7 separate regions of the Mus musculus genome follow, and all the other regions are linked to region 1. Evidence: chromatin loops called from intact Hi-C (ENCODE). Cell type or tissue: left cerebral cortex. All regions are shown on one strand.

Evidence for each region. Peaks named below come from ENCODE experiments on the same cell type or tissue, not always from the same donor. Only the 100,000 strongest peaks of a DNase experiment are listed, where the experiment ranks them.
Region 2: a loop joins it to region 1, with 2.5 times the contacts of the local background. A loop is called at or near these places in 2 of 42 quality-filtered maps.
Region 3: it touches region 1 in a loop (1.9-fold over the local background); 3 of 42 quality-filtered maps call a loop at or near these places.
Region 4: it touches region 1 in a loop (1.9-fold over the local background); 2 of 42 quality-filtered maps call a loop at or near these places.
Region 5: it touches region 1 in a loop (1.8-fold over the local background); 3 of 42 quality-filtered maps call a loop at or near these places.
Region 6: a loop joins it to region 1, with 2.6 times the contacts of the local background. A loop is called at or near these places in 5 of 42 quality-filtered maps.
Region 7: it touches region 1 in a loop (5-fold over the local background); 6 of 42 quality-filtered maps call a loop at or near these places.

Annotation. Positions count from the first base shown.
Region 1 is chr5:130,448,233-130,452,232 of GRCm38, forward strand. It overlaps Caln1 (calneuron 1), which reads left to right and starts at 560. Exons shown (of 6, transcript NM_021371.2): 1 at 560-1,226. In left cerebral cortex, a CTCF peak has its summit at 2,203; DNase peaks (open chromatin) are centred at 490, 1,066, 1,618 and 2,113; H3K4me3 peaks cover 3,077 bases; H3K27ac peaks cover 1,832 bases.
Region 2 is chr5:130,561,221-130,565,220 of GRCm38, forward strand. All of the region lies in intron 2 of Caln1 (calneuron 1), which reads left to right. Among named protein-coding and RNA genes, the nearest start is that of Caln1, 110 kb to the left of the region's middle. In left cerebral cortex, no CTCF peak of the experiment used is centred here; a DNase peak (open chromatin) is centred at 1,733.
Region 3 is chr5:130,676,048-130,680,047 of GRCm38, forward strand. All of the region lies in intron 4 of Caln1 (calneuron 1), which reads left to right. Among named protein-coding and RNA genes, the nearest start is that of Gm40337, 180 kb to the right of the region's middle. In left cerebral cortex, no CTCF peak of the experiment used is centred here; a DNase peak (open chromatin) is centred at 2,045.
Region 4 is chr5:130,553,043-130,557,042 of GRCm38, forward strand. All of the region lies in intron 2 of Caln1 (calneuron 1), which reads left to right. Among named protein-coding and RNA genes, the nearest start is that of Caln1, 110 kb to the left of the region's middle. In left cerebral cortex, no CTCF peak of the experiment used is centred here; no DNase peak of the experiment used is centred here.
Region 5 is chr5:130,669,828-130,673,827 of GRCm38, forward strand. The region is part of intron 4 of Caln1 (calneuron 1); the gene reads left to right. Among named protein-coding and RNA genes, the nearest start is that of Gm40337, 180 kb to the right of the region's middle. In left cerebral cortex, no CTCF peak of the experiment used is centred here; DNase peaks (open chromatin) are centred at 1,783 and 2,956; H3K27ac peaks cover 705 bases.
Region 6 is chr5:130,809,253-130,813,252 of GRCm38, forward strand. All of the region lies in intron 4 of Caln1 (calneuron 1), which reads left to right. Among named protein-coding and RNA genes, the nearest start is that of Gm40337, 44 kb to the right of the region's middle. In left cerebral cortex, CTCF peaks have their summits at 2,236 (motif pointing left) and 2,899 (motif pointing left); DNase peaks (open chromatin) are centred at 1,794, 2,228 and 3,527.
Region 7 is chr5:130,851,911-130,855,910 of GRCm38, forward strand. Gm40337 (a long non-coding RNA gene) reads right to left here and starts at 3,331. Exons shown (of 3, transcript XR_868569.1): 1 at 3,313-3,331; 2 at 3,030-3,172; 3 at 2,215-2,650. In left cerebral cortex, a CTCF peak has its summit at 1,653 (motif pointing left); DNase peaks (open chromatin) are centred at 1,639 and 2,715.

The sequences.
Region 1 (4,000 bases):
CCATTCTTTCTTATGGAATCTATACTATGACCTTGGTAGAAGTGGGGACGGGCCACATGTTCTGGGGCTCTAGGGACGCGGGATGAGAGGTGGGTGTGTGTGCTTATGCCCTTCGTAGACATAGCGAAGGGATGGCTCACAGCATTTTGCTCTCACCCTGGTTTTGACTACCAGCCTTTCCGTCGACACCTCCTCCTCCCCCATGGCATTTGGGGACTCAGGTGTAACCGTGGGCATCGGGCATCCGGGAAGAAGGAGTTAAGGTAGGGGTGGGCGTGCTTGGGTTGGGGCTGAGGTGTTTAATAGAGAGAAGCAAGCAATTGGCGAATGTGAACGTGGGCAGCTTCTCTGGGGAGGAGAGGAAAGAGGGCCGGCTGCTAAGCTGCAGCTCGCCCCCCGCGTGTGTCTGCCTGTGTGTGCAGCGTGCATGTGTGTGAGAGAGCGAGTGAGCGAGCGAGCGAGTGAGTGAGTGTGAGTGCGCGCGCACCGAGGCGTTCCTCAGGTTGCGCTGCCTGGAAACGGAGGGAGCCATTGGAGAGGCTTTGGGGGTGGGGGTGGGGGTGGGAGGTCCCCAATCCTGGGAGAAAAGAGAAGAGAGACTGGGGTGGCCAAGCCAGTCCAGCAACCAGGCTCCAGCCTCGGTGGGGGGAAGAAGCCAAGAGTGGTAGGGGGATCTCCTTGCTAGAGACCGCTAGGCTTCTTCATCTGGAGGAACCGGGGAGGCACTGGGGAGGAGGCCGGAGCTGCATGGAGTTTCTGGGGCGCGCAACTCCGGCGGGGCCTCGGCCACTGGGCTCCCGGGCGCAGCGAGGAGGCAGCCGCGCACATGGGCTAAGCCCGCGCGGCCAGCGGGCGCGGGAGGGGTAGAGGCGAGAGCGGTGCAGGGGGTGCGGGGCGCACGTTCCCCCAGACGGGAGGCGAGGACAAGGACAGGGGAGAAAGGAGCAGCCTAGATCATCGCGGGCTCTGCAAAGCCCAGCTGTGAGACTCAAGGGAAAGGCAAGACTCGCGCCGCGCCGGGCTCCCGGGTGCCGCTGGGTTGGGCAAAGCGGCCTCTCAACCAGAGTGGGGGCACGCCGTGGGAGCCGGCTACGGAGAGGAAGGATGCCCGCGCGGGGACGCGTGTGAGCGCCAGCTTGAGCGCTCTGTTTCGCGTCGCCCCCTCCCTGCGGGCCTCGGAGGAGGTGCCTGGGCTGCCGGGCAGCGGAGCTCCGGCTCCAGGAGAGGTGAGTGATGCTCTCTCCCAGTCTTTATCCTGCATCCTCCCTGCATCGTTGCCTCCCTCGCTGCTTCAATGGTCCCTTCCCCGGATGCCCCTATCCTAGCGAGTCTCGGAGTGGGCGGGTGTGCTGCCCACAAGCGCCTCCCGGACCTGTTGGCCCCGCTCTTAGCACCCCATCTCTCGGGGCCGGGGTGTCACCCGAGCCATCCTGATCTCTCTTCATGCTTAGGGTGGGTGAGGAACGCTGGAATTGCAGAAGGGCCTGGGTACACTCGTGGGAATCCCGGGACTGTGCCCAGCTCGTGGAGTCTTGGGTGCTAGTGGCCATCGGGCTGCGCGCCCCCGGGGACACCCAGGTTGTGGGAAAAGGGAGCTTTGGGTGTCGGGGATCCGATCCGCATCGCAGCCTAAGTGGGAGTCCTTGGTGGCATTCTGGTCTCCGGGAAGCTGGAGTCATGGCGATCTATCTAGGGAGGTGGGAGGTATGGATCACTCCATCTCCATCTTCCCACCCCGATGCTCGCTTCCTTGGGGGAGGATCGGTGGTCTTGGAGCACATGGGGTGACCCTAGAGGCCTCAGGCAGTCCCACCGGGACCTCTGGGTGGCAAGCTTTGGAACTAATCCAGATCGAGGGCAGAGGTAGACACTCCGCCTCTCTAGCGCAAGCCAGGTTTGCCTGGGTGCCCAGCTTCCCCAGACCAGCGCTTCAGGGAGTGAACTTCCTCAGACTTGGTCTGAGGGCGCCTGGGCAGCAGCAGGTAGTTCTAGTCTTGCCTCAGGGAGAACCCGAGGATACTTTGATCCACAAGCAGATGGTGCTAAGCCAGGACTGAGCGCTGCGGTTTGATTCCACAGTGCAGGACACGTGCATCTTCGGCCCCCATCCCAGTGTTTCTTCTCCAAGCTGTTCCTTTGCCCGAGGAGTTTGTGAGAGATCCCATTTGCGCCTCATTCCTTACCTCCAGGGGTAGCTGTGCCTGCATGCAGTTCCTTAGGTGCCAAGACTGGGGCGCCATCCCTAGGCCCCAGACTATTCTTTTTTATTGTTTTTACATAAAAAGGAGACATTCCTGGGTCCACAATATAGCAGCCAAGAGTCGGTAGCGTGTGACTGTGAAGTCTGATAAATTGTGTTCTTAACTACGTTCTGCAGTGGCACAGTGCAGTCTGAACTGCAGAGTTACCAAGACCAGGAGAGACAACGGGGCACTGTTCTAACCCTATGCTTTTGTGCACGTGGAGGGACTCGTGTTCTGCATCGAACTGCTGTCTCCCAGTCTCAAAGATCAACTTTAAACACACATACACACACACACACACACACACACACACACACACACCCCGGAGCTAAGCATAGGTTGTGAAGCTGCTTCGTGTGAATTGTCTTACAGGGTGGGGTGCAAGACATGCTGTCCACAGAGCACCACTCCGGCTGTCCTTGGGGTTGTTGGAGGTGGTGATTTAACATTTTAATTAATTAATTAACTAACTAATTAATTAATGCAAGGTGGGCATCAGTGATATGGTAACAATCAATGTGAGTTGTTATTGTTATTTATTAGTTTCTTACTTATTTGGTGTGTGTGTGTGTGTGTGTGTGTGTGTGTGTGTGTTGGAGGCCAGAGGCATAGAATCTCCCTGAAGCTGGAGTTACAGTGTAAGTAAGTAAGCCACCTGACATGGGCCCTGGGAACCAAACTCAGTTCCTCTCTGCAAGAGCAGCAAGCACTCTTGACCACTGAACCATCTTTTTCCCCCCTGATTTTATTTATTTTATTTTCTCTTTGGCATTACTGGGGATGACACCCAATGTTGGGTATCCGTTTCCTCGGAGTGCTCCACCACTGAGTGAAGTCCCCACTTCCTACCGTTGGCTTGTACTCACTAATTCTGCACTGTGAGGTGTTGGCTGAAGTCTTAGGTGACCCTTTAGATCTCTCCTGGGCTGGCAGCTCCCTTGCTGTGACTCGTTTAGCATCCTCCCATGGTGCTCAGGTCATGGAGACTGTTCATTACTTCTTTGAGCAGTGCACGGGGTCCTGGCAGATACCCAAGGCTAGTCATGAGCTGGGTGGCTTCTGAAAGGTGGCCTTTTCAGAGTCAGTTGAAGCTTGTGTGGTTTAATCGAAGCAGCTGGGGGGCACCTTTCGAATTGTTTTAGGATTGTTCACTAAAATGCCACCTCTTTTCCAATCCTGAAAGTGACAGTTGCCACCAACCCAGCCTTCACTGACAGTGTGGCATAGAGTCATTTGTAGAAAGAGAATAAGTAGCCAGGGATGGTGGCTAAGGTCTGTGACCTCAGCACCTATGATGCTGAGGCAGGAGGATTGAGGCTAGGCTGGGCTGCATTGTGAGACTCTCTCTCTCAATCAATCAATCAATCAGTCAGCCAGTCACATAGATCCTATCTCAAAACAAATGAACCAACAACAAAATAATTTAATTCAGCTGGTATCACTGAGAAAACTCACAGTTAAGTCCTAATGGGAATCCTTGAACCCCTTTCCTCTTGGTAGATAAGGGTGGGCAGCCGGACAGGGTAGAAGGTATCTGCCGGCCCTTCCCTCCCTCCCTCCCTCCCTCCCTCCCTCCCTCCCTCCCTCCCTCCCTCCCTTCCCTCCCTCCTCTTCTTTCTTTCTTTCTTTCTTTCTTTCTTTCTTTCTTTCTTTCTTTCTTTCTTTCTCTCTCTGTATTTTTGTGTGTGCAGGTGTAAGTGTATTTGTGCACAGGTGTGGAGACCCGAGGTCAGTCTTGTCTGTCATTGATCAGGTGC
Region 2 (4,000 bases), 110 kb after region 1:
ATGGATCCCTAGACTCTGGTTCTCAGGTTTATAAAGCCAACATTATTTTACTGACTGAACCAGCTCCCTAGCCCATGCATATACATATACATATAATTATATATATATATATATATATATATATATGTATATATATATATATACATACATACACACACATATATTTAATCTTATACAGTGTGTTACTTTTTCATTTATATATATATATATATAAATCCCCTGTCATTAAGTAGTAAAGAAGTTGAAAATTAGACCTCAGTTTTCTTGGCAATGAAGATAGTTTTCAACTTATGTTGCTATTTGGGGGAAACAAAGAAATGAGGCTTTATATGAATTCTTATATGACTCTGTATGAATTTCTTATACAGAAATAATCACTTTAAAATGTGTGTGTGTGTGTGTGTGTGTGTGTGTGTGTGTGTGTGTGTGTGTGTTTGCCTGTAATGTTCAGAGCAGTTGGATCTCCTGGAGCTGGAATCACAGGCAACTGTGATCCACCAGGCATGGAAGCTGGGGACAGAACTAGGTCCTCTGCAAGAGCAATGGCACTTGTAGGCACTCAGTTTTCTGTTCAGCCCCGTGTTGGGATGCTCTTTGTCCTCCGTCTCATGAAATCTATCTGCCCTCGGGTCGTCTTAAGTGGGCTAGCTCTTTCTCCCCATCATCAGGGTGAGTTTCTGAAGTAGTTTCACAGCTTCCTGTTAGTCTTACTCTATGTCAAGCCTGCATCTAGGCAGCTAAGTCTTTTGTCAATGTGCATGGACATGGACTGCTGCCCGCTCCACTCTCCATCATGTACTCTGCCTGCCTGAGACTGGAGGAGATCCCTGTATGATGCCCCAAATTGGCTTTCAGTTCCAGATGTGTCTGCCTGGAACAGCTGTTGTCATGTGGGCACCTCATCCTGTGCTCCCCAGTCTGTCTCTTGTCCTGTTTTAACCTCAATTCTAATTGCTATTTATGGCTATCCACGATGATGTCCTCTATGTCCCTACCTCTCAGGAAGGGAGCATCCTGTGTTGGCTAAGCCATAACCAGCTCTGAACTCAAGTCTGAACTCTTCTCCTGCTTGATCCATTCAAGCCCTGGACTGTATGGGTTGAGTTTCTCTGAGCTTCAGTTGTTCGCTCCATCCAACGGGTGCCAGGACCGTTCATGAGAACTAACTGAGATACTATAATATTGTGTCTATAAATCAGACAGAAGCCAGATGTAATGAGTCAATCCATGTACAGAGTCCATGTGCCCTCTCTGCCCTTAAGGACTCTGGATGCTGATGGGCAACCTCAGTGTCATTCCTTAGGAAGTGTTTTCCTTGTTTTCTCTGCCTGGAACTTGTCCGTCCTGCTGGGTTGTCTGACCAGTAAGCCCAGACAATCTACCAGTTAGCTTTACCAATCCCCTTCTAGCACTGGGATGACAAATACGTGTCACCATACTGGCTCCACTCACATGGGTTCTGAGGATCAAAGTCAGGCCCTCATGCTGGTAAGGCAGGCATTTTACTGACTGAGCCATCTCTCCCTTGTTGTTGAGACAGTTCCTTCCTTGACAGCTCAGGCTGGTCATACAGCACTCCTGCCTCTGCTTCTTCCTTCCCCCGTGTCCTGCTCTGACCCAAATTTGATTGTAAATTCTTTTTATGTATCTTTAAAATCTTCTTAGGTTGGTCCTAAGTTATAACTGTAGAGATTTGTAGATACAACATTGGCCGTAAGTTCTTTTAGGAGGAGGTGTTTGCTAGAAGTGTGAACAGGGGCTGGTAGTAGGATGAGAAGAATTTCCACGTGTGACACTTGCAAATCCAGTTGAAGAGTCAGGCATGGTGCTGGCCTGTCATACTAGCACTAAGGATGCTGAAGCTGGAAGTGTTGTGAGTTCTGGGCCAGCCTGGGCCACATAGTGAGATCATTTACTGATCAGTCAACCAATAAAGAAACAAATCAATTCTGTCTAGGAGATGGATGGCAGGACCCAGCATAGGATCCTTACTTAAAAGGTTGCACATTATATTTAGAAGAAGTCTGGTAGGATTTGGCAACAGTGATGTTTTTATCTAATCACAGGCAATAAATAAAACAAAGGTCTCATGATTCTTTGCCAAAACTTGAAATGCTAGGTTGGGTGGTTGGAAAGCTGAGGAAGCCAAGTCTTTGATGTGACCATTTCTGTCTTCTCGTGGCCATTCATCACTCTGAAGCAGAAAGCCTGGCAAAGGATCTGACGGCACGCAGCTGTGCTCTTCCTGGTCTTGGGCACTCAAGCTTTACTTTACTCTTAAGTGAGCTTCCTGCATTAAGAATGCATTCCTGAGATGGGCATTGCTACTTTAAAAATCACTTAAGATTTACTTGATCGGGGGAGACTTAAACACAACTAAAGAAGGGATGAATCCTCTTCTGGACAGACCATGGGGATTCCGCAAAATTGATTATGTATTAGACAACGAAATGAAGTGTATTTGTTTCTGTGTGGTAGTGGAGATCAAACTCACAGTCTTGTTCATGTGAGGCAAGCAATCTGTTGAGCTACATACCAATACTATACCAACTGGGGGATTCTAGGCAAGTTCTTTTCTACTGAGCCATGCCCCAGCTCTCTTTTTACCTTCTGTTTTGACAAAGGGTTTCACTAAGTTGCCCAGGCTAACTTTAAACCCATTCTGTATCCTAGGTTAATCTTGAACTCAGGACTCTGTGATTCAATCTCCTGAGTACTCGGGATGACAAGTCTGTAGCCTATCCCTCTGTCCTTGCTTTGACTTGGTCCAAGATGTCCTTTGCATTCTTCCCCATGCTCCCTGTTATGTTCCATCAGGTCACTTTCCTGATTAAAAGCCTCCCATTTCCCCCTATTGTCTACAGAACAAAGTCCACAGACTCAAGATCAGTTCTTGTGGTTGACAGAATAAAACATTCCTCCAGGCAAAGCTGTGAGCCCTTCCCAGAACCCATGACTATGTTTTTATCCAAAAGAACTACAGGTTTTATATATATCTGAGAGGGAAAGAGAGGTCTGAATGGGATGGAAGCAGAGGAGCAGAGTCAGGAGATGTTATATGCTTGGCCTGAAGGATAGAAAGAGCCATAGTATTGAGTGACTTTTTCTGGGAGACCTTGACCTGTTAACCTTAGATGGGGCCATGATGCCAGACCTTTACCCTACCTTTTCTCATTTTATTCTGTTGCTGTGATAAAGCACCCCTCCAAACAAAATTCAATTTGGGGGTAAAGAGTTTATTCCCCTTACGGTTCTAGATCTATTGTTGAATGAGGCCAGGTAAGGTACTCAAGCAAGAACTTGGAGCAGAAACTAGGGAAGAACAGTGACTGACTCACAGATCCATGCTTTGCTAGCTTTCTCATAGAGCCTAGGGAATGATGGCGCCCAAAGTGGGCCGAGCCCCCCTGGTATCAATAAATAATCAACATGCATGGACATGCCCACAGGCCAGTCTGATTTGGGTAATATCTTGTATGAGGCTCCCTTTCTTGGGCTATGTCAAGTTGACAGTTAATACAAACTAGGACACTACCCATACCTGACTTAGTGAACCTGTAAGTTTGTTGAGGATATTTTCAGAAGGAGGGTTAAGGGGTTACCTTTAGGAGTGTGGGTGACTGATCCAAAGGCAGCTGCATCAATGAAAAAGCTCATGCCAGTTACATGGGTGGTGACTCACCAAAGCTACATCCCTGAAGTTTCCTGTACAACATATGGTCTGATCCATCAAAGAGTCTACTCTCTCCAGAAATTGATTATTGGTTATGTAACCTTGGGAAGGCATCTTTGAGTCCTGTAACGTCCTGAGCATCCTGAGCCTTATGGGTTTCCTTAGCTCCCAGAATTCTCTAGAAAGAGGTGTTTCTAGTCAGAGGAAATAGCTGCATAATATGTAGCCAGGGAGTTCAGAAGGCTGTGAGGAGAAGCTGGAATGGTAAGGAACTAGATTGACCCCCTAGGACCACAGGAGGGAGTGTGGCTTTGTTGACACTTTCAT
Region 3 (4,000 bases), 230 kb after region 1:
CAAAAACATCTGCCTCCTTGGAGCTCTCATTCAGAACTTATAGGCAGTTCAGCAGAGTAGAGAAGCTCCCCTCCCCATCAGTTGTTACTGCTGATATGGGGTTTGTGAATCTTGTAAACCTTAGGAACTTTCTGAGCCTTATAAGTTTCCTTTGCCTCTTGCCTGTTAAAGCTTCCATCCATGGTGGGAATTGCCATAAAACAATACTATTGGGTAATTGAGACAACCGAAAGGTGTGGTCCTCAGCTCTTCATTGTGGCACCACTCCTTCCTTGTACTACACACCAGGACCCCATCTGTATTCTAGAATGTCTGCTGGAGATACCCCTTAGGTTGGCAAGGAGAGAGCCAGTTACTGTTCGGTGTCTACATGAGCTCATGTGTTACAAGGACCCTTTAACAATCTCTCCTCCTTGACCTCAGAGGAACTATTTTGGGCTTTTCTACAAGTCTGAGGACTGCAAACCATCACAAGGATAATAATGAGGATTTCAGCAGATTCAACAGCATTGTTGACCCCATGATCACCCAACCATCCCTGTTAATCTCGTTTCTTATGTGAAAAAAAAAAGGTGACAGGGCTTCTACACTTAAACCATTGAAAAGAGGGCCTGGAAGTGTGGGTCTACTGGTAGAAATCCGGCTTAGCATGCATACAGTTCTGCATCCCAAGCACCACATCAAGACCTGGGTGCACTGCTGCATACTTGTAATCCCTACATGAGGCAGGAAGCAGGCAGAGATAATATACCCTCAAGGACATAACCTCCAGTGACCTAATGCTTCCAGCTGGGTCCCACTTCCTAAAGTTTCTAGAGCCTCCCAAAATAGCACCACCAACAGGTTATTACTGACCATTCAACATATGATGGGGCGGGGGTTTACATTCAGTTCTTAAGACCATGACAATGTCTAATTGGCCATACAGCTAGATCTGTGCAATATCCAAGACCAAGTCAATATCCTAGCATAAAAGTATACAAGTTGCAGGCTGGAGAAATGACTCAGTAAGGATTTTGCTATATCAACATGAGATTTGATCCCCAGAATCTATGTTGTTGTTGGTTGTTTTTTTTTAAATCTTGTCATGGTAGTGGGTTAGTAACCCGAGGCTGGGAGGCAGAGGTAGATCCTTGGGGTCTTACTGGCCTGCCAGCCTAGCCTACTTGGTGGGAAACTCTGTCTGAAGAAAAGAAGGCAGAAAGCATCTGATTGACGGTTGAGAATGACCTCTGACCCCTCCCATATACACCCAACTCACTATCATTTTATAATGGACTCAAACAGACCTGCTTACCAAAATGACTTGTTCAGTCCCCAAATGCCTAACTACAGGACTGCTCAGAACCTCTATCAACTACCTGTGGGAGAATCATACAATATCTGCAGCTTCCCCCTACGAATCTTTCTAGATTTGGCTTCTATCTCTCCATCCCCAATCATTGCTGTCTGGCTTTTCCTCTCTCCTTCCTCTAGCTTTCCATTTTTTTTTTTTTTTTTTTTTTTTTTTTTGCTTAAGTTCTGGACTCATGGTTGTTGGTGTAATCCAAACACACTGGGAAGAAGAGGTGGCTCCATGGTTAAGAGGGTGTACTGCTCTAGTAAAGGATCTATAGTTTGGTTTCTCGTCCCCATGTTGGGTGGCTCACAACTGTCTGGAATTCTGGTTGCAGAGGATTCAATACCCTTGACTTTGTGTGCTCACATGTGCATATATCCCCCCCCCCACACACTCCCAATACACATATTTAAAATAAATCAGTTTTTAAGGCTGTACAACAGCAGCAGCAGCAACAAAAAATCCTTCCCAAACCCTATCCTGTGTTCTGCCTGGAATGTTAGACATGCTGTTTCTATAGCCATGGTTGACAGGTGGTAACATGGCTCACTTTATTGGTAGGTGAGGGTTCTCCATGCCCCATGTTCACGACATGTAGGAAAAATTGACCAAGTGCAGTTACATTGCAATGGAAAATCTGCTATGCCTTTAAGGAATAGGGATGGGCTAAGAAGTTGACAGTGGCATTCTGTGTGGTAGGAGGGTGGAGGTGTTGTCTAAAATCTCAACAGTGGGCATATGTTACTTCCATAATTGAGAGGAAAAGCTAAAATAAAGAAAAAGCAGACTCCAGCTAGTAAGCGTCTATTAATAGCTATGATTTTTTTTTTAATGTGTAAGACTAGAGGTTACCTGCATGAGGCTGGCTGCTGAAGGAGGTTGCAGGGAGATGGTTCTGTGAAATAAAGAGTGTTCATTTCTATGAAGGATTTGATGCATGGGACTATGGCTTGGAAATTTTAAGAACACTTCATTTTTGAGATCTTCCTTCTTTCCATCTCTTTTCTTTCTTCTTTCCTCTCTCCTTCCACCCCACCCCTGTCCTTTCTCTTTACCTTCTTCCCCTTCCCTTTCTCTGGTCTCCTTACCTCCTCTCTCTCTCCCTCTCTCTCTTTCTCCTCCTTCCTCTCTCTGTTTGCCTCTCTATACCTTGTCTCCCTGTTTCTCTGTCTCTCTCAGTCTATCACTGTCTGCCTCTGTCTTCCTCTCTGTGTCTCTTTTTCTCTGTCTGTCTCTTTATCTATCTGTCTCTGTCTTTCTCTATCTCTCTCTTTCTCTGTTTTTCTCTGTCTGCCCCCACCGTGTGTGTGTGTGTGTGTGTGTGTGTGTGTGTGTGTGTGTGTGTATTGCTAGTGATTAAACCCAGGGTCTCACACATGCTCGGTGAGCGCTCTACCACTGAGCTACAGCCCCAACTCTGTTTGAGTCAGGGTCTCACTAAGTTGCCTCAACTTGCCTTGAACTCCCTGTTTCTCAGACTGGACTCAAACTTGGGAAACCACTTCTTCAAAACCTCCTAAGTAGCTGGAATGACAGGAATGAGATACCATCATGGCTTCGTTTTTTTATTTAAATCAACTGAGCTTTTCCTGGCACATCTTCCACTCATCACATCTGGCACCAGCTGGATGTTTCTCCTCTAATATTGTGTCAACTTGCCACTCTCTCGGAGTCCTGGATCCGCACTGCAGCTCTTCCTTTCTTCCTCTGATAAAGCCCAACTATCTCTCAGCAGCAGTGTCCATCACTGTGCCTGTTAGACTGACAGCAAGCTCCTGAATGCCCAAAGTAATTTCCCTAGGTGTGAAATATGGAAATGTCTGAGCTGACACAGTTACCCAACCATGTTGGCCAAAGACCAACAGTATTAGCTGACAGCATCACTGGGACTTATCAGAAGGAAATTTCCTGACCCCACAACCCCCGAATATCTGCATCAGAAACCTCGGGAGTCTAGTGTCCAAAGCCACCCTGGTTATGGCGCTTGATCAAAACAGAGAGGCTCTGAATGACCTTTGGGATAAACCAGCCAGCCTTCTTTATAGATGTGTTCTGATCTTGGTTTCCATCTAGCTTGGCAATTTGAGTTACTCCTTATTTATCACACTCTTAGGTGTAACTATCAGGGCTTCATAAGGATTTCCATTTATTAACCCTTCTTACCTGAGAGTATTTCATTTTCATTTGTTATTTCATGCAAATGGTACATATTATATATTATGCATTATACATATATACTTGATATGGTGTGCATGTGGAAGTAGAAGGGCATCCATCAGGCATTCTTTCCTCCCACCATGCAGGTCCCAGGGACTCAGGTTCAGGTTATCATCACCTGAGATATTTTAATGTATAGGTGGACAAAATAGATGTATAAGCATTTGTTTACAAAACATCCTGAAGAAATGTATTACAGGGCTTGAGAGATAGCTTGGTGGTAAGCACTTGTATTGGCTGCTCTGACAGAACAATTTAGTTCCTAGAACAGCTCACAACGTCTTGACTCCCCAGCTCAGGAGATAAACCCTCTTCTGGCCTCTGTAGGCACTCACACGCTTAAGCACTCGCCACTCATACACACCTTAAAAGTAAATCTTAAAAAAAAAAATGTATCTTAAGACAACTTTTGTATACATAATCTTTTACCATTTATTAAAAGAA
Region 4 (4,000 bases), 100 kb after region 1:
TCAAATATTCATTTCTATGGTGATTCTAGATCCTGTTAAAGCAATAATCAGTAGCAAACACTGGGGCTGGGGAGATGATTTTAGTGGATAGTTATTGTGAAGAAGCTTGGGAGACAGAGATCTTCAGTACCAATGTAAACACCACAAGCCAGCCTGCCTGTAATTCCAGTGCTTGGAAGGGGGAGAGAGTGATTGACAGAATGGGCTGGATAACGATTCTGGCCGGTACTGGGGAGTTCTGGTTCAACTGAGAGACTCTGACTCAATGAAGAAGATGGAAGAGAGTGAGGGAAAGCCCTGATGTAAACCAAACACATATGCCTACATATATATGTGGGTCTATATGCAGGCAAGTACAATGCACACACACACACACACACACACACCACATACATATAAAAATATCAACTACCAACACAGGCATTCAATTCTACAGGTGAATGTGCATATGCTTATGCACATGCATACCACATATACATACAAATTTTAAAATCATGAATGTGCATATGCACACACACACACACACACGCACACACAAATTTTAAAATCTGTCAATCATTACAAAAGAGATTCAACCAAATTGCTCAGAATCAGAAGACACAGGAGAGATCCCCTGGAATAAAAAGCAGAGTGGGTGTTCCAGTTGTTCAACTAGTTAATACTACCTTAAAGAGTCAATAATTCTTTCACTTTATCTAGGTTAGTTTAGCTGGTGGGTATTGTATAAGGCATTTTTCTTACTTGTTAATTGACTCTGCCTACTGTGGGTAGCATCATTCCCTAGGCTGTGCCCTGAACCAGAGTAATGAAAGCCAACTGAACAAACACAGCAAACAAGCAAGGATCCATGAGTTTATTCCATCTGTTTTTGACTATGGATGTGATAGTTTAAGTTTCTGTTTTAACTTCAATGAAATTATTGACTATGACCTGGAACTTTGAGTCAATTAAACCTCTTTCCCCCCTAAGTTGCATTTTGTCAGGATATTTCATCACAGGAATGAAAGTGAAACCAGAACACGGTCGGTTTGTCAGGACCATGGACAGGGCAGAAAAAGCTGAGCAATGACCTCTAGAGGTTTGCAGGGTTGAGAAGGGTCAGGGGCACCCTGGAGCAGGAGGCCTCTGGGAGTCTGAGTTAATTTCTTCTGCAGTGAAGAGTCTCTGGCAAGATTTCATTGCGGGTTTAGCAATCACATTTTCATTTTAGAAAGATCAATCGGACAGCCCAGGATTTCTTCACACAAAATAATTTATTCTTTGTATTCAGCAAGACTCCCTGAGGAGGGAAGGCAAGGAAGAGAAATTTTATTGAGGTGTGTGGGAGAATGAGATTGGGACATACACCCCGCAGAGGGTCTTAACTCTGAAGCCCCGGGCTCTGGACAGGGGATGGTGGCCCACGTGTGTGGATGGTAAAGAGGCCATTGCTAACAATCTGTAACCCATGGCTGTCATTTTCAGTAAGACAAAAGCAGGTGGGTGGAGGCTACGAAGAATCAGAAAGGTGAGGACAGTGCCATAGTTAGAAGTGAGGGCATCTGCTCAGTATTGTTGGAATACTCTTTTTTATCTTCGTGTGTGATTCGTATTTAGTGTGTTACATGCATTCTAACTTATTATAAAGAAATAACACATAAATGCAGTATAAGCTGAACTCATTGCGAATAACTAGCATGAGGGTGGCAAGAGGACTCAGCTGGTAAAGGTACTTGAAGCCAAACCTGATGATCATATTTCTTTCTGGAAACCACATAAAAGAAGAAAAGAACCAACTCCTTAGAGCTGTCTTCTGTGTGTGAGCTCATACACTCACACATACATGCGCAGGACACACACATACACACACACATGTACACTCACATGGACATTCACAGACACAAGCCCATGCAATGTATACCTGCATGTACACACAGAGAGAATAAGTAAATAAAAATGATTTTTAAAAAAAAGATAAAAAGAAGACGACCATTATTATTGAGTGTTGTTAACTTGTAATAAGAAAGGTTTAACAGAAAAATCTCCTCCCCGACATCACCTCTGTTTATGAATCTTTAAAACACATTACCACCTGCAACTACCTTTCTAAGGGAATTTTGATTTTTTTTAAGCAAAAATTTAAATAACCTAAATTAAGATAACAGAATGTCATCTGGAGCTTTTGTTGAATGGAAAAATTCATTGACGTGTCTGAATTTAAAATTAAAACATTTCCTTCAGAACCTTCATTGTTTCATTGGTTTATTTTATGATGGAATTAGCATAGCAGAATGCATAAAAAGAAGTTGAACACAGTCAAAGACAGCTTTCATTTCTTATATACTGGTAATTCTGGAAGGATTTTTATAAAAATGAATTGAATCTAAAATATTTAATAACTTTCAGTATCTTTAAGATTACATAGGCTTTTCAAAAGTACTATGAAAATAATGCATTTGTAAAATTTGGAAATGGAAAAATTAAAAACCATAGAGTCCTGCCTAGTAAAACCATTGTGTAATCAACAGACATTTACTATGTGTCTGATACTTGTGTGAAACTTCCAGATCCTAGGCAAAGAAAACCTTTATGGGCATCAAAGACAATAAGAATGGCAATTAATCATCTGCTGCTGGGGACAGAACTCAGGATCTTGTACATGCTAGGCAAAGGCTTTACCACAGCCACATCCCCAGCCCAGGGCTTATATTTCTGACAGAGGGTGTTGTGTATATTAGATATCCAATCTGCCAGATTATACAAACTAGTTGTGAATACCATTAAGAAAATGGAACAAAAAGGTGGGGTTTGGTTCAGCACTGCTTGCTTGAAGGCCTGGGCTCTCTTTCTGACACTGGAGAAAGGACACTCAGAAACACACAAAATCTAGGTTTGACGAGACAGAAATGACATGAGGAAGTGGGATGTTCAGGGGATTGACATCTGAAGAAAGAAAAATTGTCTGCTATATGTAGGCTTAAATTTTTCAACCTGCTTTAATTATGGTTCTTCAATGCTTCAATCTCCCTTCTAGCCCATTACCCACTAGAGATAGGGGAAAAGAAAAGTTGGGTTTGTAGACCTGTTTAGAAATAGTTCTTTGAGGGGATTCCAATCTTTGTTGTTAGCAGTCTAGTCCACTAACAAAATACAAATCAGCAGTAGTGGCTCGATCCAGAAGAGAACCTCGAGGCCCCACCAATCAGCAGGAGTTCACAGAAGCTGCAAGAATCAGCTGGAATACCACCAATTCTTTGGTGTGTTTCTCTCTACAAAGTCATGGCAAAGTGAAGATCATCAAAGAAAGCAAGGTGAACCAATGCAAGAGCATCATCAGCAAAGATCAGCATCAGCAAAGCCCAGTGAAGATCAGCAAAGAGTTACAAGACGAACCAATGTAAGAGCATTGCTCACTGTCTGTTGAGTTATACTTATTCTCTTTCCAAACATCACATGACCTCTCAAGTGACCCCTCCAACAAACACCACATGCCCTTTCACCAGTCAGCTTCCAGAAAAACACCACGTGTCTGTACTCAGAAAAACATCATCTCATAAGACAGTCTACAGAAAAAAATCACATGGCACAACTGAGTCTCCAATGAAACCAGAAATTTGTACTTCAGGACCATGCAGGGACAGAGCCTTGTGAACCCTAAGTATGAAGGTGAGAATAAGTGTGGGCCTGAGGAAAAGACAGAAGGTCAAGGTAGTTGGAGCCCATTAATGGTGAGTGTGAAGGGAAAGAGATAAAGGAAAGGGCTGGCTTACACAAGACCCCATGGCATAAAGTCTGTAGTTTACCAGCATCTATGGGACCCTCCAAGTCTTTTTATTTGTGGCTTTCTCTGGACACAGGATCTCATGTAGCCCAGGCTGGCCTTGAACTTGCTTGCTACTTAGTGAAAGAGGGTCTTGAACTCCTGATTCTCTTACTTCTACTCTCTTGGTGGTAAGATTACAGATGTATATAATCACATCCAGCATGTGATTTTAGAATGAACTACAAAGCATCATGCATG
Region 5 (4,000 bases), 220 kb after region 1:
GTCTCCTCGTATGTTTTCTTTGGAGCAGAGTTTGCAATTGTGGAGGTGAAATTCTTCTACATCTGACTCATGAAGGACTTCCTCCTAGAGACCTTGAAAGGGTGACATTGGTATTGCCTGTAATATCTCTTACTTTGAGCTAAACTCATGAAAGTTCTCAGTGTAGGGGTTCAAGAGAGACAATGAAGCAAGTTGTCCTTTTGGGTAATAGGTTTATTGGGAGGGGGCATTATTAGCACTATAGGCAAATAGGCATGAGAGGGGTTCTGAAGAGAATTCAATTCCATGAGACAGAGTAGAGGTCTCCTCTTAGAGCAGAGGTTCTCAACCTTCCTAATGCTAATTAAGAATGCTTCCTAATGACCCTTTAATACAATTCCTCATGTTGTGGTGACCCCAACCATAAATTTCATTGCTACTTCATAACTGTAATTTGCAACTGTTATAAATCATAATATAAATATCTGATATGCACAACATATCATAGGTGACCCCGCCAAAGGGGTCATGATCCCACAGGTTGAGAACCTCTGCCTTAGAGGTTTTAGGGGTGGGTTGGGAGAAGAGGTGGCGGTCCTATGCCATGCAGTCACTGAGGACTCTGTAGGACTTGCTTCCAATCAGATGTACCTGTCCTCTCAGTGACAAGAGTTGGCCCTCTTATGTGTGTTTGTCATAGGGGTGTGGTTACTGTAGTCCCTGATTGCTCAGGATGCTTAGTAAATGTCCTCTGGGAAACTGAAGATTACATAGTCACAGTTCACATGCAATCACAGCATGGCATCTTTCATTTCTTTTATGGCAGTTTTGATGACATGAGAGAGGAGAAATAAGACAGGGATAGAGGGTAGAATGAGAGGAGAAAGCAGTAGAGAGAGGAGAAGAGAGATAGAGAGACCCCCCCTCTCTGTGTGTGTGTGTGTGTGTGTGTATGTCTGTATATATACAGGTAAACTTGGTCTTGGTAGCTTCTAGCTCAAACCTGACAATTCCAAGAGCTTCCTCACTGACAGGGTGGATGGTAGCTTGTGTTGAATCTTGATACTACTCCCGTGCTTCATAAGAGATGTTGGTTTTATCAAAGGACTGCTTTCAACGCTATCCATTTATGGCCAGTTCTGTCATGTGGATCCTTGTTGGAGATCACTGATGCCTACATTCTAATTATTAGAGTGCCACTAAATCATTTTTACTTCACGTCTCTATTTTAAAATGTGACTATTATTTTATGAGTATGGAATTAGGGGAACGGGTCATTAATCTTTGTTTTTAAAACATGAGCCAGATACGTTGCTGAGTTCAATTGAATGGAATTTCTCTTTAGACATCTAAAACACTACGGAAGCTGGGCAGAGTAGTGCATACCTGTGATCTTGGTACTTAGGAGACTGAAGCAGGAGGATTGCTCTGAGTTTGAAGCCAGCCTGGGGTACAGAGTTTGCAGGGTGAGACCCTGTCTCACAAAAGCAAAAACTAAACCAAAACAATTTCAAACAGAAACAAATAAAACCCAGGAAAAATAAATTAAAACATTACAAATACCATCAAAACACAGTATTCCCTTGATTTCTTAGAACAGTGTTTTTGGTAAATACACTTTCCTAAGATAGATAAGCATATGGTTATCTTTTACTCATCTTGAATCACTCTGGTACTCGCCTACCTTATAGCCAATGAGCATATAAATACCTTTCATTTGACCGTGACAAAAATAGATGGCAGGGGCAATTTAGAGGAAGACAGACTCATTTTGGCTCACGGTTTCAGAGGATTCAGACGTGATCTGACTCATCATGACAATGGGACTTGCCAGGCACCATCATGGCAATGGGAGCACGTGGCACTGGAGAGATGGTCACTCACTTTACAGTGGACAGGAAGGAGAGAGAAACCAGGAAGGAGTCAGCCTTCGTATCCCCTGAGGATCTTCCTCTAGGGACTTGTCTTCTCAAGAACCCATAATGTCCCAAAATAGAGCCATCAGAGCATTTGAACCATGGCCCTGTAGGAGACATTTTGGGTCCAAACAGCAGTGCCATTTTTCAGCCCGTCCAGGTTGAGCCTGATCGTCTGCACTTTACCTACAGTTGCCATGAGTTCTTTCTACCCTGCACTCTGCCTTCATGGTTCACCCTAGCCTAGGAAGATGCCACAGGGCATCCTGAGCTCTGTGCTTCCCCCCACCCCCACCCCTGCTGCTATCTGAGAAGACAGAAGGAACTATGGGTATCAGATCCCTATCTCATATAGTGGCCCCAATTCTCCAGATTCTTTACCGTTTGGCATCTCCATGAGCAGGCAGTATTTTTTTTTAACACAATACTGACTCTCTTTAGCAGAGTTCCATCACCCCATCATGATCACAGCCGCTCTCTGGGTTTGTTATACTGTCAGTCTCCCTCCTCCAGAGTGAGGAGACAGGAGGTACTGCAAAGTGAGCCAAGGGCGGGAAATTACATCTGAGATTACTGATTTTTAAAAGTGTACTTTATGTGAGTGCATGTGTGAGAGTGTTCATGTGTATGTACATATGTGTCCTTCTTCAGGAGTCACCTACCTTTGTTTTTGAAGCAGGGTCTCTCACTGGCCTGGAATTCACTGATTGAGCTAGCATTACTGGTCAGCAAGCCCTTAGGATCTTCCTATTTCAGCTTCCCCTGTTGCTTAGATTACAAGTTCAGGCTGCCACACTCAGGTTTTGTTGTTGTTGTTTTGCTTTGTTTTGTTGGTTGGTTTAGGTTTTGTGTGCATATGGGGAGGAGGATCCTGGGAAGTCAAACTCAGGTCTCCCTGCTTGTAAGGTAAGCTATTTACCAACTGAACCATCTCCCCATCCCTATCCCAGACTCACCCTGTAATATTTAAACGAACTCTGGAATGCAGCATCTTTCCTCTCCTGCAGTTACTCCCCCAGCTCAGAACAGTGACTAACAAAGAAGAGCAGCATCCTAGCAGTCCCCAGCTGCCAAGCTCTGCCTCCCTTCTACTGCCTGATCACTGAGAAAGTGTGTGAAACAGCCTGCCACAGCCATCCCTGCATGGAGGGAAGCTCATGGCCTCCACGCTTGGGTGGCTGGGGGTGGCAGGGAGGGGGTGGGGTGTGCACATGTCCAAGTGATAGAACTTGCACGAACACATCAGTTTCTGTCTGTGGCAGTGGTTGAAGTTAGCATAAAAGAGGAGCAGAAAGGCCAGTCTCTGGCTCTGGTATTCCAGTAAGGGATATTAGCATCAGGAGGAAATGATACTGGAGAAAGGATACCATGCTAAGAGACTGGCAGGGTGTTCTATCAGAGCCTGGTAGGTATCCAGACCTCACAGAAGCAGAGGTACTCAGATTCAGCTGTGGCTCCTCACGTGGCATCATAATGCGGAGCAGACAACAATGTGTGACTCTGCAGGTCTCTGAGTTTCAGTAAGTCATGAATTAGAGAGCAGCTCAGCTGGAGGCTTTGGCTCTGGGTCTCTCAGGAGGTTGCTGTCAAGAGGCCTGTTGTGATCATCAGAAGGCTTGGCTGAAGCTCTGGGATGTACTTTAGGCTGCCTCATTGCCCTGGCTGGCAACCTGTTCTCAGATCTCCACCATCAGGGCCTTTTTGGAGTACCATTTAAGTATCCTGACTTGACACGGGTCTCTCCTAAAGGGGAAGGGTAAAAAAGAGTGTGGTGTGCAGATTGCGTGAGGACATTCAGACTTAGCTTTTGTGTATGCGCATGTATGTGTTCTTGGGTAAGTGCATGTGCACATGTATGCACATGTGTATGGCAGACAGTGGACATCCTTAGTCACCATCCACCTTCTCTTTGAAGCAGAGGCTCTTACTGGCTTAGAGCACATCAAATAGGCTAAGCTAGCTGGCTAGCCGGTGAACTGCAGGGTTCTATCTGTCTATGCTACTCCAGCTTTAGGATTACAGGTATGCACTGCCATGCCTGGCCCCACATTGTCTTTTTTAAGTATGGGAGAAAACTACCTCCCAGTAAAGTCAGGAAGAAAGGG
Region 6 (4,000 bases), 360 kb after region 1:
AAACCCTGGAGGCAGGGAAGTTTATAAGTACTATGGAGTTTCTGGTGCTGTGGCTGAACAGTACCATTAGCAGTGCTGATAGACTTGGAGGAGAGGTGTCTGCACTGCTGATGGTGTGTGTCCAAGGATAAACGGAAGACAGCAGAATGAAATTACAGGGATGGGATAGTCTAATATATATATATATATATATATATATATATATATATATATATATATATATATATGCTGGGGTAAACATATGAGATAGCTCAGCCATGCAGGTAGGACTTGGCTACTCTAGGTCCTTTAAGTACGCTAGACTACAGGTCACTACTGCACATTAGGAAAAGCTCTACTTCCAAGTGAAGATGTTCTGTTTTATTGATCTTCTAGGCAGCCCTTTCTCTTGGGAGGTTGATGGGGTGGGTGAGACTTTTCATAGGGACACATGAACAGATAAAGTCTTCTCATGCCTGCTAGGGGGTCTGACAGACCAAAGATGCCACCAAAGTCTAACTTGGTGAACTTAATGAGTTCACTGGGACTCATTGGGGTCATTTAGGAGTATGTGTGAGGTGTGACTTACAGGACCACGTTTAACTCAAAAGCTGCTCTATCACCAAAAGCCCATCTCAGCCTGGGTGACAACACATAAGAGCTCTCTGCAGGATTTGTAGGCAGCTGGCCAGGCCAGAGAGTCTCCTCTAGGCAGCTGTGATGGTCAGAGTCTCCTTGCCCATCATCATTCCCTGCATCTGTAACCTTGGGGAGCTGCTTCCTAGCACCTCGTGAACTCCAGCATCTGAAGAGTTCCAGCTTCCCTAAGTATGGGAAGTTTGCTTTCGTCCTGAGTCCCATGAGCACCCCCTTCCTGGAGGAAGTGTTCCAATAGAAGGAGATTACTGTAGAACATTAGAATGACACCCTTTTAACTAGGCACAGGGAAGAACAGGAATATAGAATATTATTCTATAATAGAATTTATTTGACCCCTTTCCTCAACTCCCTCAAGGTGAATTAAATGGCACCATGAAATGAATTCCACACCTGGGACAGTTGGAAGAGAGGAGGATTAGCCTAAAATCTGGTCAGGGAAGATGTGGTCCCCTACAGTGCTAGTCTCAGTGGGAGTCAGGGATGGGGAAGACCTCAGGGTGGGAGGCCTGTGGTGTGCCTCGGGCTTTGTCCTTTTAGTGGCCTGGCTTTCATCTTGTTGAGAATTCAGAATTTCTCTGCAGCCAGGGCCCCCTGAGGCTCCTATCACAGCGGGAGCAGGAGTTCAATTTCCCTTCTTCACTGTGAGTCTCCACTGGACGTCTCCTTGCAGAAGATACTTTTCCTGGCCTCCTGATGACAGATTTGTGGGGGAAGGGAGTATAGGTAGGAAGGGGAAGGAGAAGAAATGGAGGGTTGCCACTTATCCATTCAGCAAACATGCATCGTAATGCATCCACACGCTCCGGTCTAGCCACTGAATTAGAGGTGGTGCATCTTTTCCAAGGGCTCTTTGTCAACTGGCAGAGTCTGACACAGAAATAAACAAGATTAACTTGCAAGCTAGACACAGTGCTTGAACCTGTGATCCTTCATGAGAGAGACTGAGGAAAGAGAAGTAACAAGAGCTTGAAGCCAGTCTGGACTTTGAGAGTGATTTCCAGGCCAGCCTACACTGCAGAGCAAGATCTATTCTCAAATCACCTAGTGCTGAGGCTGTAGATCCGTGGGTAAGACTTGCCTAGCACATACAAACCCTGGGTTCAGTCTCCAGTGCCATGGATACTGGGCATAGTGGTGCATACTTAACAAGAGATTGGGATTGGAGATAGGAAGATGTCTGGAGCTAGCTGGCCAGCAGCCTAGCCTATTTGGCAAGTCCCAGGCTGGTGAGAGATCCTGTCTTATAAAGAGAAAGGTGAGTGACAGTTGAGAAATGATGCCCAAGGTTGTTCTCTAGTCTCCACAGACATGAATGCACAGAGGCACACATGCACTCACACACACACTCACACACGCACACACACACACACACACACACACACACACACACACACACAGAGAGAAACCCATCTCACTTATATCCCAGAGAATAAGAGTTGCCTTTGAAAATTAAATTAAGAGAGCTGAAGAGATGGTCCAGAGCACTGGCTGCTATTCCAGAAGATTCAGGTTTATTTCCCCTCACCCTAGTAACAGCTTACAGCCTACAGTTTATAGCTATCTGTAGCTCCAGTCCTAAGGGATCCAGCGCCCCCCTCTGGCATATTTGGGCACTGCATTCGTGTGGTCCATAGACATATATGCAGACAAAATAGTCAATAAGTAAATAAAATGTTCAAGCTATACTAATTAAAAAGTTATAAAATCGAATCAAGGAAAAATAGTAGAAGGCACCCTCTGACTCTTTTTACACTTTAATCTGAAAAGAGGATGGTCAGGAAGCTGTTTAAGATTTAACAAGGGAAAAATGACAGAGGCCCTGCCTTGAGAGAATAAGGTAGAAAATGATAGAACATGAGAAGAGATATCCTGACCTGTGGGTATGTGCACCTACACACACACACAAACACACACACACACACACAGAGAGAGAGAGAGAGAGAGAGAGAGAGAGAGAGAGAGAGAGAGAGAGAGAGAGAGAGAGAGAGGCATCCACCAGGTAATTATATGGGAAAAAAAAAACATAAAAACAAGAGAGTAACTCATGACACTTTGGGTCAAGAAAGAAACAGACTAAAATTACAGAACCAAAATAAAGGCAAAAAGAATTGGTCTTGACTCAGCCAATCAGAGGCAGAATGAGGGACTCAAGAGATGCCTCCGTGGTAAAGGCCACTCACTGCTCTTTTGGAGAACCTGAGTTCAGTTCTTAGCACCCATATCAAGGAATCTCACAGCCACTTGTAACTCCAGCTCCTGGGGCTCTGGTGCCCTCTTCTGGCCTGTGTGGGTACTGTACCGAGAGAGGAGGAGGGGGCGGGGGGAGAGGGAGAGGGAGAAGTGAGGGAGGGAAGGAGTCATATGAAATGGCACACTAGTTAAGAGAATATATTGCTCCTTAAAAAAAAAAAAAAACTGAATTCAGTTCCTAGCATACATATTGGGTGGTGCACAGCCACCTATAACTCAGCACCAAAGGATCCAATACCCTCTTCTGGGGGTACCTGAACTCATGTGTACACGCACGCACGCACGCACGCACACATGCACACATGTGTGCACACACATAGGCATGGATAAAAGAAAGTTAAAAGGAGCAAAATGATCTTTTCATGGTAAGAAAGAAAGAAAGAAAGAAAGAAAGAAAGAAAGAAGAATACAGCCCAGAACTCAAACATGAAAATTATTTGGGAAGAGATGAAATATATGGAAGAACAGGATAGACAGCTAATTAGGAGTAATTTGTGTTCCAGAGGAAAAATCGAACTAGAACAAAGGAGGAGTTGTCAAATGGTTGCAAGAAGCACCCAGGAGGCAGAACACAATGTTGGTATAAAAATAAAAAAGCCTGGCTAAGCTGGAGCCAAGATTTTGCAGAAACATATGTCTAAATATGGCACAGAAACTGTGTGTGTCCGTGTGTGTGTGCGCGCGCATGCGTGCATGTGCATGCACGCACACACGTACATGTGTGCATAATCTCCAGGGTAGAGAAAAAGTCCTGCTAGTGTTGGAGAATGGATAAAGGCTATTGAAAGAAGAAAACTTAGGTTACTCACCCAACCCCAAACAGAAGGAACCAGAAAGCTCTGCTTAGCTTTCTCTGAGTGTGTATCCTTGTGCAGGAGTGTGTGCACCAAGTGTGTGCACTTTACTCACTGAGCTATACCCACACCCTCAGCTCAGGTATCAACATAGGGGCATCTGTGCAATTTTATGATGTCGTATCAAACCAGGGTGTCTATTATAGGAGAATGGAGGTGGGAAGGCATGGTAGGAGCTGGAGAGATGGCTCAGAGGTTAAGCGCACCAGTTGCTCTTCTGAAGGACCCAGGTTTGACTCCCGGAATGTACATGATGG
Region 7 (4,000 bases), 400 kb after region 1:
TGTTCTCAGACCTCCATACCTGTGCCATAGAGCATGAATAAACCGGGTTTAAAAAGAAATGTCTGAAGCCATACAATGCTCCCCACTACACAACTAATATACATTAGCCAAAAATGGTTTCGGGGTGGGGAAAGAAAGACGGAAAGCCTATATACCCAGCGAATCCAGAAAGCCATTGCAAACACCTGAAGCTGGGACCCAGTTGGTGTGTGAAGGTTAGGGCGGGGGGTGGGGGTGGGGGGTGGGGAGGGAAGGGGAAACAAGACAGGAAGCAGAAGGGAGGAGCTCGGGCGAAGAGAGAAAGGCAGTTTCTCTTCCCACTCTGAGAGAAGCACTGTCACATTGTCCTGCCTGGGCGTCAGAAAGTCCTACCAAGCTTACAAGTTTCATGAGACACCCCCCACCCCCCCAACTCCCAGGCCTCCAAAGACTCTGCTCCTGTTTTCCCGCTCAGCCTGGTTTTCCTGCGGGAGATGCTTTGGACGGGGACTCGCCAGTCTGCAGAGTTCCCAGCAGGGGAATTAGATGCCAGAGGTTCTGAACTCAGCAGCACATTAGAGTCACCCAGGGAGCTTTTAAAAAATCTTTGCAGGATCCCTTCCGCTGCAGACCAATTACCATCGTCCTGCAGGGAGGGGGCGGGGGAGTGTCGAGGCCATAATATTTTAAAATTCCCCTGGCACTGCTGATAACTGGGGGAAGGTTAGAACCCTGACTCTTTGAAATGGCAGGAGGGTAAAAACGACATTAGAAATCAGTAGATTTCATTTTTTATTTAATTTAATTTTTAGATGTGGAAACTGAGGCCAGGGATGCTATGGCAGGACAGACTGCAAAGGGGGCTCTTCTCCCATCGACTGAATCTGGGTGCTCCAGTTGTGCAGCACTGAGGGAGGAGGCGCTGAGAAAACACAAAAACAAAAAACAAGGGGGGTGGGGCTCTCAGGATGGGGACAGCACACAGAAATGCCACAACAGCTAGCATTAAAGAGAAACGTCTAGATTCACCATTGCATTTTCGTGATGCCAGGATTAGAATGTTATTGTTTGAAACAGGATCTTTCTATGTATCCCAGGCTGGCCTTGAACTCACCATGTCCTCTGCCTCAAGCTCCCAAGTACCCTGATGACAGGTGAACACCACCACTCCTAGCCCAGGGTTGGATTTTTGGTGGATACATCTTCTGTCTCCTTTTATCGGGTTTCTGTTTTATTTGGTGGAAGTAGAGAATTGAATGAACTCAGGGCCTTTTGGTCATATTAGGCAAGCCCGTTATGGCTGAGCCACATCCTCAGCCCCATACTCGGGGGACATTAGTTGTTGCAGCTAGCCTTTAACTTAGAATCACCAGTCTCGAGATTTAGCGTACCTGGGGTAACTGGGGGTGACTGGCGTGAATTCCCACTTCCTGTTCACTTCCCTTTTCTTTTCTTCCTTTCATTCCCTTTACTTCCAAAGTGACCTTCATCCAAAGCTCTCTCTCCTAGGACTCAGAAAAACATGGTCCTGAAACCAGATTTTTTTCTTTTTCTTCAGATGAAACATAAAGTTAGAAAGTGTCTGAGGGTTACACAACTAGTCTTTCTGGCCTGCTTGTGAAACTTGCTGCGGGCAGCGAGCGCCCCCTGCCGGTAGCTCCCATGGATTCTTACGCCGCGTGCCGAGAGCCCTCTGGTGGCAGAGAGCTGTCATTGCGGAATCTATCCACCTGTTCTGAGTCAGGGGGCTGCTTGTAGCCAAGTTCACAGCTGGAAATGCTTGAGAGACTTCAAAAATCATGGTCTCCGGGACTGATTCCAGGATCTCACTGCTTCCTGTTGCATTTCATTAGCAGAGCTTTTATCTAATGCACTTATTAAGTAAAGACACAACACTGAAAGCCAATCAGATTTTCGGGTGGGGGGTGCGGGGGAGTGGGCGGGGCGCGCTTGTCTTTAACCAGTTTTCAGCCCAAAGCAGAGAGTGGATAATCTTTGGTTAACCTAGACTGGAGCACTGTAAGTGAATGTGACTTGCCTTCTGGTGTCAGAGTTTACTAATTACAGAGCCTTCATCTCTGACACATCCTGACCTTCACACTGCCTTATGTATTTTTTCTTTTGTGGAAAAAAAAGTCACATTTTATTTATTTATTTATTTATTCATTTATTTGCTTACTTAATATTACACGTGTGTGTTTGAGTGAAGGTCAACTTTTTAGGTTCTGTTCTGCCTTTCCTCCGTGAGGGTCCTGGGAGTGGGACAATGATTGTCATGCATCTACCTAATGAGACCCCTCCACAGCACCTGCTCACGTACCGCTCTTTCCTCAAACCTCTGTGAGCATAGCGAGCCAGATTTTACCTGTTCTGTCCTGAGAGCCTGGCCTTAGCCTATCTTAATCTCTAGTTTTGGTCCTCTTCAGTCACTGTTCTCCTGTGCCCAATATTGAAATGTCACATATTGGGGGAGGGAGTCAGTGGTCCCCAGTGCTGGAATTGCAAGGAAGCCAGCTAGAGAGATGCATGCGGTGCTCTGAATCCAACCTTGAAACACAATCACTTCCTGTTTATTGGACCCTGTTCCATTTGTGTTGCCCACCCCCACCCACATGCAAACCCTAGAGTACCTTTAAGGCGGAATGGTCCCGCCAGGAGATCTGACGCAGACCTGGAGGAAATCAGGAGAGAGCTTTTCTGACTCAAACAGAAGTCGCCCACTCCACGACACACCCACAGATCTCACTCAGAAAACACAGAACAGAATGTGTCAGGTCTGCCTGAGTCACATGTGGCCCACCCAGCTCCGACTCAGCCATTGCCTGAGACTTAGTTTCTCAGTTGTTCTTTTCTAATGGGTGTGGGCAGCCCTTCCTCCTAGATTCTTAGTAATTGCACCTTCAGTCATCGAAGACTGATGGGAGAGAGATGTCTGGGGATGTTTGAGGGATATTTGATGTCATTAGGAACTGCTCTTAGTCCTAATCTTGTCATGCTCTGTCACTGTCACAGACAGGGACATGTCTGATGGAAAGAGACATGTCTGATACCTGGTTCTGGAAGCTGGGGAGTCTATGATGAGGTGGTGTTTGTGGCCAGGACTGAGTGGTTGATGTTGAACGTAAGGATCACAGCCTGTGTCCCAATCCAGGTTCAGCAACTCCACCTCAGTAAGCTGGTTGAAAGAGCCACACTTAATGGTAGAAAGCAGAAAGGAGGGATTTCTTCAATGTGGACACGTCAATCTGATGACACACCCCACACACTCCAAAACCCATCTCTGGGCCTCTGAAGCAGGATCAAAGCTTCAGTCAAGGGCCGGGACATGCATACCCAAGTTGTTCTGGCCAAAGTGTAGTCTTCTTGTCTTCCAGTGACCTTGGGTTTTAGTCTCATTCTGTAAGGTGAGCTGACAAGGTAGAACTGAGAAATCTTTTTCCAGGAGACATTCTCCTTCGGCTGGTCCCTCTTCCTTCTTCCAGTGTGAGATACCTGGGGAAATTCTAACTTGAGGGGATGAGGGTCCATTGTCTCAATAGTCTAACAGACTGACAAACAAGTCTCTCTTAGCCAGGTGGTAGTGCAGCACTCAGGAGGCAGAGGCAGGTGAATCTGTGAGTTCAAGGCCAGCCTGATCTACAGAGTGAGTTCCAGGACAGCCAGACCTACACAGAGAGACCTTGTCTCAAAAAGGAAAAAAAGAAGAGAAGAGGAGAGGGGAGGGGAGGGGAGGGGAGAAGAGAAGAGAAGAGAAAAGAAGAGAAGAGAAGAGAAAGAGAGGAGAAGAGAAGAGAAAATCTTTATTTCTCTCGGGCTAATCCCATTCATCCCATGCTGCTTCAACCCTTGGCTAAGGTGAAAAGGCAAGAGGGTATGTTGGAGGCAAGACACACCAGCTTTGTGATACACATCCATCATTCCAGCTACTCATAGACAGGTGGACAGGCAGACAGACACACACACAGACTGAAAGGAGAGAGAGAGAGAGAGAGAGAGAGAGAGACAGACAGACAGACAGACA